2 separate regions of the Homo sapiens genome follow, and region 2 is linked to region 1. The links are chromatin contacts, found by Hi-C or POLR2A ChIA-PET in ENCODE. All regions are on one chromosome and are shown on one strand. Each heading gives the region's core, a stretch centred on a gene start or an enhancer-like site at or near the end of the contact. The rest is flanking DNA. Distances are from core to core; before and after follow the strand shown.

What was found. A loop is a pair of places that touch in the nucleus more often than their neighbours do. ChIA-PET counts read pairs that join two places held with the same protein, here RNA polymerase II (POLR2A). Pooled maps may share reads with other maps.
Region 2: a pooled map shows a loop between it and region 1 (2.4-fold over the local background). The contact joins two enhancer-like sites. A Hi-C loop is called at or near these places in 2 of 168 maps with a recorded cell type or tissue (endothelial cell of hepatic sinusoid and sigmoid colon) and 5 of 50 pooled maps. POLR2A ChIA-PET finds 5 or more read pairs at or near these places in 2 of 52 experiments (PC-3 and activated naive CD4-positive, alpha-beta T cell).

Annotation. Positions count from the first base shown.
Region 1 is chr7:158,973,606-158,979,086 of GRCh38, reverse strand. LOC124901795 (a long non-coding RNA gene) reads right to left here and starts at 4,786. Exons shown (of 2, transcript XR_007060626.1): 1 at 4,570-4,786; 2 at 1-2,419. RefSeq lists enhancers at 2,264-2,313, 2,324-2,443, 2,385-3,125. Within about 2 kb of position 1,891, at least 9 of the 41 ENCODE cell types and tissues checked have a DNase peak (open chromatin) inside an H3K27ac peak, as active enhancers do.
Region 2 is chr7:159,010,272-159,015,869 of GRCh38, reverse strand. All of the region lies in intron 1 of LINC00689 (long intergenic non-protein coding RNA 689), which reads right to left. Among named protein-coding and RNA genes, the nearest start is that of LINC00689, 4.7 kb to the right of the region's middle. RefSeq lists enhancers at 1-270, 31-560, 1,529-2,158. Within about 2 kb of position 2,984, at least 18 of the 41 ENCODE cell types and tissues checked have a DNase peak (open chromatin) inside an H3K27ac peak, as active enhancers do.

The DNA of each region.
Region 1 (5,481 bases), core at 642-3,141:
TCCCGCCGTGGGTTCTGCCTAATTCTTGAGTAAACGGCTGCCATTTTGATGAACATCATTTGTCCTTATTGCTGTGGGGGTTTCCTGGCTTTTAGCAAATATTTACTCAATTTATCAACTGCACAATACAACATCGCCATTTATGACACTATTATTCTGCTCTCACCAGGGGTCTGGCCTTTGAAATGTAACCTCCGTGTATCCAGGGATTTCTCACTGAGCTTTAACATTTTACCCCCAGATAGTACTTGGCCCTGGAAACACGAAAGGCGGAGATTTGACTGTTATAAGGAGGAAAATAAATCTTTTTTTCAATTTAAAAGATGAATTCAAGTTAACAGACCTAGAAACGTTGGCTGAGCCTCCAAATGGAGACATGTGTACCCGCAGTCCCAGGCCATAAATAATCACGGCATCTGGCTAGCGAGCACCCAGTGCTATAAAGAATTATTGGACCATAAAAATAAGCCTTCAGTAATGTATAAAGAACCCCCACAACTCAACAACAAAAAAACAAACAGCTCGATTCAAAAATGGTCAAAGGACTTGAATAGACAATTTCTTCAGAGAAGACATACAAATGGCCAATAAACCCATGAAAAGATGCTCACTATCACAGGTCATTAGGGAAATTCAAATCAAAACCACAATGAGGTGCCACCTCACAGCCATTAGGGTAACAAGTATCAAAAATAGAAGACAGCAAGTGCTCGGGATGTGGAGAAACTGGAGGATGTGGGGACACCGGGACCCTTTACATTGCTTGAGGGGATGTAAAACAGGGCAGCCGCTGGGGAAGACAGTGTGGCGGCTCCTCAAAACCTTAAAAATAGAACTGCCATATGACCCAGCAATTTCACTTTTGGGTATTTCTCAAAAAGAACTGAGAGCAGGGACTTGGGCAGATGCCTGTGCACCCGTGTTTAGGGCAGCCTTATTCACACCCACTAAACATGGTCCAACCCAAGCGTCCGATAACGGATGAACGCATAAACAAAATGTGGTCTATCCATACGGTAAAGCATTATTCAGCCTTTAAAAAAGGAAGGGGATTCTGGCACCTGCCACAATGCGGATAAACCCTGAGGACATTATGCTCGGTGAAGTAAGCCAGACACAAAAGGCCCACGATGGTATGGCTGTGCTCAGAGACTGACGGTCATCAGATTCACAGAGACAGAAGGTAGAAGGGGGTGGGGGATGGGGAGCACTTGCTTAAAGGGACAGAATTTGTTGGGGAAAATGAAGGGGTTCTAGGGTGGACGATGGTGATGGCCACACATCATAGTGAATGCACTTAATGCCACACAACTGTGTACTTAAAAATAGTTAAAACCACTCATTTCACGTTAAAGAGCCTTCGGTGACAGTCTCAGGTGAGCTGATGTCATGAGCGGGAGACAGTGAGGGTGTGGACGTGTGGTTCATGGTGCAGCAGGGTCAGCCTTGGGGACCCAGAAAGCTGCACCGAATGTCGCCTCGGAAAAACGAAACAAAGTCAGGGCTCGCCCTCCCTTAAGTCTCCTCTTTCTGTTCGGACTTCACCTCCACCCTGCCTGTGTTCCTAACTTTGAAAGCTGTGGTGGGCGTGGGGAGTGGAGGAGCTGGGTGCCCCCCCGACCACCTGCCAGCCCCAGCTGGGAGCAGAGGCCTGAGGACGCGCACTGAGGGGCCAGGCGTGACCTTCTGCCTGTCATTTTTTCCTCTCTTCCTTTTTTTTTTTTTCGCTTTTCTTCAAGATTTTATCTTTTTGGAGCAGCTTTAAGTTCACATCAAATTACAAGAAAGGTACAGAGAGCTCCCACATACCTGACCCCCCAGAGCCTCTGCATTTCCAACAACGCCCAGCAGAGGGCGAATTTGCTACAGTTGATGAACCCACAGTAACGTCATTATCACCCAGAGCCACAGTTTTCATTAGGGCTCCGTCTCAGTGCTGTACGTGACGTTCTCATGGGATCTCTGGGGTGCCGATTTTTCCGGCCGGAAACCTCTGTGGCTGCAGCGCCTTTGCCAGAGCTCTTGTCCTGCGTCTAGGAAGAATGAGGTACGCAGACAAGTGAAGCGTGAAGAAGAAAAGTTGTATTTAGTGTCAGAACAGCTCAGAGGAGTGGGTGGCTCCTCTCGTAGGCAGGTCGTCTCTCGAGTGTTCAGCTTTCAGCAGAGAGGAGGCCCCAGAGAGGGAAGCTGCTCTCTGCAGGCAGGTCATTCAGATGTCTCTGCAGGTCTCTGAAGCTCTCAGCAGAGAGGGTAGCTCCTCTCTGTGGACAGGTTGTCTTGCCTTCTGCTGTTCTCAGTGGAGAGGGTACTCCTCTCTGCAGCTGGTCATCCCATCCGGTCGTCTCTCTGCCCTCTGTCCTCTTCATCCTGTGACCCTTCTCTGCCCTGCTCTGGCTGAGCCCAGAGCTTGTATGGACCTCTGAGGGGAGGAAGTGCATGCCGATTGGTCCATAAGTGGTCATGGGTGGGCCCAGAAGAGGCATCAAGAGTCCCCACTCCTGTCTGCAGCACTGGCAGCCCAGCCCCCAGCCTTCAGGCCCTCGCTGGCCTGAAGGTAGGGCCTTCCTGGGGACCTGCCCCTTCTACCCAGAAATCAATCTGCCTCCCACGGCCCTTCATGGCCCCTGGGCTTGGCCCCAGCCCCAGCTCTGAGATCGGAGCAGGCGCTAGGAGTGGAGAGAGGCCAGGCAGCAGAAGACACCCCCGAGCCTGCAGGGATGTGGTAGGGGGGGTCCTTCCTGGGGCCCCTGAGGGTGTAGGCTGCAGAAACACCCAGGTCCTGTACCCGGGAGGGCGGCCACAGCTGCACCTGGGAGCTCCCACCAACTCGGAAGGGGCAGGGCTCCTACTTGTCCCTAGCTCCTGCCCGCTTTTTGGAATAGGAGGCCCAGGTTTGCAGCCGTGGGTGCCGCAGCTGCAGCTGTACCCGGGAAGGCAGATCTTGCCTGTTCCCAGCTCCCTCAAGTGCACAGGGAGGCTCATATCCACAGCTGCAGTTTGGGCAGCTTCGTAGAGCAGGAGGCCTGGGTCTGCAGCTGTGGTTTGGGCAGGTGCAGCAGCACGGGGAGCACGGACAGCTCCCTTCCGAACTCAGAAGGGGCGGGGCACCCACTGGCTCCATGGAGTGTGAGGCCCCAGCCACGCTTCCCTGCTGCAGGCGGATGATGGCAGCAGCCACTGCTGTCAATGTAGGTTTGGCTACATGTGTAATGACACACATCCTCCATTATAGTATCATAGAGTTGTTCCACCGTCCCAAAAATATCCTGTGCTCCACCCATGCACCTCCCCTCCGTGCTCCACCCACGCACCTCCCCTCCGTGCTCCACCCACGCACCTCCCCTCCGTGCTCCACCCACGCACCTCCCCTCCGTGCTCCACCCACGCACCTCCCCTCCGTGCTCCACCCACGCACCTCCCCTCTTTGCCCCTCCTGTCTTCCTTCCCAGCTATGTAAACCCCTGACTTTAGCCGGGAAGGCGGGACGGATTTGAGTTTTGACTCCTGTCTCTCCAGCTGACACCGCCTGTAATAGAATAAAGCCTTCTTCCCCGGCAACTCTCTTTGTCTCAGAGACTGGGGGCTTTTTGTGCAGTGGGCAGCATGACCTGGACAGAACCCCTGGTGTTCGGGAACAACTTGTTGGAATTGTTGTTGGTATTGCATTAAATCTATGGATGAATTTGTGAGAAATTGACCTCTGATGATAGTGAGTCTTCCTGACCATGAATATGGAATATCTCTCCTTTCATTTAGTCCTTCTTTGACTTATTTCATCAGAGTTTTGTAGTTTTCCTCATATAGCTCTTGTACATACTTTGTTAGATTTATACCTCAGTATTTCATTTTCAGTAAATGGTATTATGTTTTTATTTTCAAATTCCACTCGCTCATTTGTAGTACATAGGAAAGCGACTGACTTTTACATATTAGCCTTGTTTCCTGCGACCTTGCTATAATTGCTTATTAGTTCCAGATCTGCCTTTCTTTCAGAGTCTATGTCTATCATGGCTCTGGGGTGTATTCTTAGCCCAACTTTACAACAAGCATCCTCAGTTTCTGCCTTGGTTCTTCTGACTATGGATGAGTATCATAAGAAATGAGATATTCACAGCTGGGCAGCCTCTTCTGTTTTAAAAATGTCCAACAGAGCTAAGAAGTCTACTAAGTTAACATGATTCCAAACAAAAGGCCAAAGAGGTCCTCATCCCACCCCCCAGGAAACTTAAAAATAAATTCACGGGAGGCTGAGGCAGGAGAATCGCTTGAACCCGGGAGGTGGAGGTTGCAGTGAGCCAAGATCGCACCACTGCACTCCAGCCTGGGCGACAGAGCAAGATTCCATCAAAAAAATTAAAGAAAGAGAAACCTGGGTGCCGCAGAGCCCCGAGGCCGGGCGGCCTTGCCTGCCTGGAACCCCCTTGGCGGCCCCGCGGGCTCCTCCCCACCCGCCTGGCCTCCCCCATCTCTGCGTTCGGGGCCTCCCCGGCTGCCCCAAGGCGCGTCCGTCCCCAGCAGGCAGCGCGTTTGCCTTCCCGTCCCTCCCACCACCCCCCCATTCCTGGCTACCTCGCCCCCCTCAAGTTGGGGCCGCCTTGGGGTCTTCGTTACTCCCGGGACGTCTCAGGCCGTTTCAGCCTCCGTTTATGGATGTTACCTTGCTCTGGAATGTTCTCCCCAGGGAACGCCCTCTCGCAGGGCCTCGGCGGCACACCCTCTGGAACCTTCCAGAATCCTCCGGAAGAGTCAGCAGAGCTGACTGCGCGGAGCGAGTGGCTGAAAGGAGGGCGGGGAGGCGGCCGCTCTCTATCTAAGAAGTGGCGGGTCTGGAGGGTGCGCGAGGGCAGGGCCGGGTGCCCAGGCCCCACCCACGGGCCCTGCGCGCCTGGACATTCTGTCAATGCCGGGAACGCGGAGGGCGGGCGCTGGCATCGGCCCTGGGAGGACAGGCGCTCCCGGAGCTCCAGACGCCAGGCCAGACCGCCGGGGACAGCGCGGGGTGCAAGGATGGGGGGCACAGAGAGGCGGGTGGGGGGCCTGGGCGAGGGTGGGGGGCGCGGAGAGGCCGGTGGGGGGCCTGGGCGAGGGTGGGGGGCGCGGAGAGGCGGGTGGGGGCCTGGGCGAGGGTGGGGGGCGCGGAGAGGCGGGGGGGGGGCCTGGGCGAGGGTGGGGGGCACGGATAGGCCGGTGGGGGGCCTGGGCGAGGGACCGCGCCTGCCCTGAGACTGAGCCGGGCCTGAGCGAGGGTTCCGCCGGGCGCCTGCAGTCGGGCAGCCTCGTGGCGCCCCAGCCACGGCCTCTGCACAGCACACATCTCCATCTGAGATGCAGAAACGCTAACCGGGTCCCTGCCACACGTCAAACGTCGGCGCGGGAAGCCACGGGCCTCCTCAGGCCGGAAAGGAACAGCCCGCCCCCTACTGTGCAGAGCGAGGCTCCGCGGCCTGAGGAAGGGAGACCTGCCTGGGCGCTGAGCTCACA
Region 2 (5,598 bases), core at 1,735-4,234, 36 kb before region 1:
CCCTCCTCCGCACCCTGGGCAGAAAGAACGCGATGCCGTCATCCTCAACACGTGGCTCGGGCAACGGTTGAAATGGAGAGTTTTCAAGAATTATTTTTAATAAAATAAACCCTGAGGTCAGAGACTGGTCATGTCAGGCCCCGGGGCAGAGACTGTTTACAGTCTTTGGTGCCTAAAGAAAGGTCAGAGAAATTCCAGGGCTGCCCTCCCTCCACAGGAGGTCAAGTTTCATCACCAAGGAGGCCCCTTCTGCAGCCTGTGGGCTCTTTAAAGACCACACCCCTGCCTGTGCCTGCGTCAGAGCCCAGGTTCCCCGCTCTGCCCCCACCAGCTACTGCCCTTGGGCCTGGCACTCTCCCCAGGAACGCCTGTGAACAGCACTGTCAGCTCATCTCCCTGGGCTTCTAGTCAGAAAGGCTGGTGTGCAGAGGCTCACAGGCCACCTGTGCTATTTAAACATCGCAGTCAACTCCCCTTTGCCTGTTCCTATAGAAAACAAGGTCTAACAGTCATCTCCTTCCTCTAAAATAAGCAAAGTGACATTGCAGACCGTGTATACTACCTATTCTGTGTATGCGCACGTGAGCATGGCTGGTCACCGAGGCACAAAGCGTTTAAGAAGGCCCTGCTCAGGCCCAGCTCATACTTGGGTCAGAGCTGGGGACCCTTTCATAGCAGCCCCCTGCCAGGAAGTGCCAGCCAACTAGTGGCCAGATTTCTGAGTCTCACAGACATAAAAAGTCTGAAAGGGTTGCCTGTTGTTTCATTTTGGCCAGTAAAGTCTCAAAATAGGAATGGCCAGCTTTTATCAACAATATTTCAAAAGGATTTTTTTTTAAAGGACTCTCTGTTGAAAACATTTCTGTTTAGAGCTGGAGAGTCTCTTGTCTAGAATTATCTCATCCCCTGAGAATAAGAAGCAGCATCTGGCGGAAACCCCAGACCCCGCCAAGAGTCTGCCGTGCCCACCACAGTCGTGGCACAGCGTGTGCACCAAGGGCCTGCCAGGCCCACCGCAGGCATGGCACGGCATGTGCACTTTTTTCCAGGTGCCTGAAGCCCTCTGAGCACACGAGAGGGACAAGGCTGTCAACTCTGGGCCACACTCAATCAGCTCACCCTCCCACAGCCCACGTACAGGGAGCTGGCCCAGTTTGGGTGGCCAGACCTGTCTCATCTCTGGATCCACCCTGGCCCCGGTCAATTATGTTCTAGAGTGTGGGGGCATTCATGGATTTATAGATGTGTAGAAATGATCAGTTCTGACCCCGAGCCTCCGTTCACACAAACCCCCAAGCGCAAAGCTCCCGGCAGAAGTGCGACAGGGGCTCTCCAGGCCCACAGCCGCCTTTGTGTCCACACATGACATCACTTCACTGTGGGTGTCCTGAGGAACACAGCGTCCTTGGAGGGTTCCCTGAGGTTGGCGTGACCACAAAGGACAGCTTACTAGCAAGGAGCTGCCCTCACCCCCAGAAACGGTCACAATAACTCACAAATTATAAACACCTGAAAATCCACCAGATCAGCCGTTCCAGAGCCCAGCATTAGGAGGATTTGGCTGGGAGAAAGCATGGAGGCTGTCATGGCTGGCATGGGAGGGGGCGCCGGGGACACAGGCCAGGGAGAAGTCCCGTCCCCAAGGCTGCCTCCCACACGGGCGAAGCCAGCACCTGCCCATGCCCTCTGGCCTCTACAGCCTTGCAGGGCCACAGAAGGGCCCAGCTGCTCACCTCCACAGCTCCTCCTTCCCAAGATACTTCCCACATATGATGTGACTCTGACCTCGGTCTCCCAAGGAGTCCCATGCATTCATCTGAGCAGGGCATGGGGAGGCAGCTGGCCGTGCTGAGCAGGAGGGTGTGTGGTGCCAGGGCCCAGGACAGGTCCGAGGTCTGCAGTGCCTGGGCAGGGCCTGAACAGAACATCTCCTATGGCCACTGCATGTCCGCCTCCCCCCACACCAGGTTTGCCCACTGAGGCCAGTGCCCTGGACACCAGCCAAGGGCCCTGCCATGCCCATGACTTGTGCAGACCCAAAAGAGGGACAAGGCCGAGATGATTTAATGGCCCAGGGGAGCCTGGAGACCTCATCTCCAGAAATTTTACCATAATGTTGCTTGAAAAATGCCAAAATAATACGTTTTAAGTCATTTCAAATCAGAACATAAAAAGCAAATGCAAAGATACAGAAGTGCACAAGCCCCTTTGACCCCAATGCGACCTCGACCCCAACCCCGACCTTGACCCTGACCCCAACCTTGACCCCCCGACCCAACCTCAACCCTGACCCTGACCCAACCCGACCCAATCCCCATCTTGACCCTGACCCCAACCTTGACCCCCAACCCGACCTCAACCTCAACCCTGACCCCAACCCAACCCAGACCCCATCCCAACCTTGACCCTGACCCCAACCTTGACTCCCAACCCGACCTCAACCTCAACCCTGACCCCAACCTGACCCCAACCCAATCCTGACCTTGACCCTGACCCCAAACTTGACCCCAACCCAACCTCAACCTCAACCCTGACTCCAACCCGACCCGACCCAGACCCAACCCCGACCTGACCTCAACCGTGACCCCAACCCTGACCCCGACCCCGACCTCGACCTCAATCCCAATCTGACCCTGACCCCAGCCCCGACCCTGACCTCGTCCCTGACCCGGGGAAGGGTGAGGCCGTTGCCCTCCTCCCAGCAGAGCCTGGGGCCCCCAACGGCAGCATCCTCCAAATGCTCCTGGGGATTAGGCAGGTCCTGCCATCATGAGGATTTGCTAAAACCCAGCCAGTGCCTTTCAGAAGCAGCCTCACAGAAACTGCAGGAAAGAGCCCATTCCTCGCCTTCTGCCATGAGCCCTCTGTGGTTTTAAGCATGGGAGAATTTGGAGAACAATGGTGAAAGGGAGTTACGTGGGGCTATGTTCTCTAAAGAAGTCCCTGGCTGCTGCCACCTTGCACTTGTGACCGATGCTGGGGCCAACAGGAAATGCCAGTGCCTGGAGCCCCAGCGGGGCCGGGCGCTCATCCAGACGTGCTGCAGATGAACTTGGCCCTTCCTCATTAAACTTCACTGTGTGGAACATAAACCTCGTGAATTTTGATTCTCTACTAATTTGGAAATGGGTACTACATAGACGGGCTTGGCTGAAGTTTGTCTTTGAGTTAAAGAAAAGTTTGTTTAAAAAATAAGCAGCATCAATAAAACTGCAAGAGTAAACCTCTTAACAATATCACTTGTGGAGGATAAGGCTAATATTTACTTTAAGATCTGACCATTTTGCTGAGTAACAGCTGTGTTCCAGGGATAAAATGTGGCCTGTGGTATGGTCTAGTGTGTGTCACTGGTACTGACGGAGTTCTGACAAGACTTGTCAGATGTAACTTATGTGACCTGCTAATCAGAAATCTTTTCGATATCATATTGAGGATATGCCCCAAGAATCACATTAATGGATCAATTTGAATTTCCACATGAGACCGAATGTAATGGAAGCACATTACCTAAGAAACTGTAAACGCAGACTTCCCTTTATTTTGCACTAGACTCCTTTCTAAGTAGTAGCAATGGTGATGTTTTTCATGCAAGCAAACACACCACAGCTTGCTGATAGTAATGAACAATGGGCATAATTTCCAGAGCCAGAGGCGCTCCCAACACATACATATAAATCTTAACTTAATTATGATACTAAAGAAAGTGAATTACAAAAGAGATAGCTAGAGATGTTTTTGAAGATGTTTCTTATTTTAACCAAGCTTGAGTTTCTTGGGGCAGAGAAAGAGATTGACGATGCTCAGAGATCTTGCTCATTGTGACAAATCAGGGACGCTGGACACAGGCAGCGCGTTCTGGCCACTATCCTTTCAAAACAGAGCTTCAAGAACAACCTTCTGCATTACAGATCCTCTGCCTCTTATCTTTGACTGAATACCAGATCTCATAGGGGACACAAGACAATTTTAAAAAGGAGCCATGTTCTAAACCATTTCACAGGCAGCTTCCTCCTTTGAAGACTCTGCATTTGACTTCCTGACACTGCATCTGCCCGGTCTCTAACAGCTTTTGTGTCACTCACATTGTGTTCTCCTCCACTAAGGAGTCTTCTCCTGGCTCAGGAGCTGTGTGGGCAAAGGTGGTGCACTGTGGGTGCTGAGCGCCTCCTCTCCTGCATTGTTCTTGCCCTGGGGGTGGTCGACCACTTTCCTCCCAGGCCATGCAGGGTTAATCCTCATCTCCTTCCCCTGCTCTGTGGTCCTGGCTCTTCCCGCCTCTGTGCCCAGCCAGCAGCACTGACCAGCAGCCTCTGCATCTGCCCTGTTGGGATTGATCGCCCTGACCTGGCTGTGGGCCTCTAAGCACATTCCAAAGGCCTAGGCCGTTCCTTCCTCCTCCTCCTGCAGAGCTGCCAAGCAAGCCTCACAGCAAACCCCTGTCCACTTCCTAAACACGCATTTGTAACAACAGACACTCTTGGGTCCCACCTCTCTTTGATGTGACCTTTTACATCCCTGCGGCCACCTTGTGATTTCTCCTGTGTCTTGACTGAGCTGATGCCCGTCTTTCACAGCCTGTGTGCAATTCTATCTCCTAAATACGTAACCCCTTCTCTGCCTCTTCCACACAGTGCCCTCCACACCCAGAATGCCCTCCTACGCCTCCCCTGCATTTCAGCCAACGCTCCTCTCCTCAAGGAAGCTTTTCCTAACCACCAACTGTGAACATTCCAGTCATCTGGGCTCGGCAGAGGTCTGCTTATGCATCCCTTTCCTGATTTGCCTCTCGCTGCGGTCAAACTGACAACCTCCACTCATCTTTTGCTCTTTTTGTGGGACTAGGTTATTAGACCTTCATGTGGGACCTGGGCCAGGAGTGCTGAGTGTTCAGGGAGAAAGCTTTCCAGCCACAGAAGTCCGTCTTGTTGGGCAGATATGGGAAAAGTTAAATACCAAGTCAAGAAATAAGCAGTATTTTTGTCATCTTTGCTGACACACAGATTGTCTTATTCATTTAATATTTTTTATTCCTGTGCATTAGGCACAGTCCTGGGTGTGGGAGAAACAACAGGAACCCAACCAGACAACGGTCCCACTCTCTGTAGTGGGTGGTAAGAGACATAATTGAGTGTGAGACACGGTCACGCGCCAAGGAAAACAAGAGGACCCAGGGAAGAGACGTGGGTGTTGGGGGCGCAACTACAGGCATGGCGTCAGGGCTGGGGGTTGGGGGCCAGTGGAGGGGGAAGGGGCCAAAAGCGTGGCAGGCGGGTGCAGGCATCTAGGGCCACAGCCTCCACTCCCCACTGTGCGGTGCAGGGCAGGGGTGTGAAGTGACCTGGCTCGTGGCACTCATCATCCCAGTGCTGTCCTGAGGACGGGGAAGAGCTGAAGCAGGCAGTCGGGTGCAACCCCAATAATCCAGTGAGAAACTGTGGCATTGGTAGTGGGCGCAGCGAGATTTGATCAGAGTTTGGATGTAAAAGTGACCTAAGACTTTGTTAATTAAAGTTTTCATGTAGAGTACAGATAACACAGTTGTAAATTTGGAGGACAGGAATCACTGAGCTGGTGGATAAGACAGCCTCATGGTAAGAA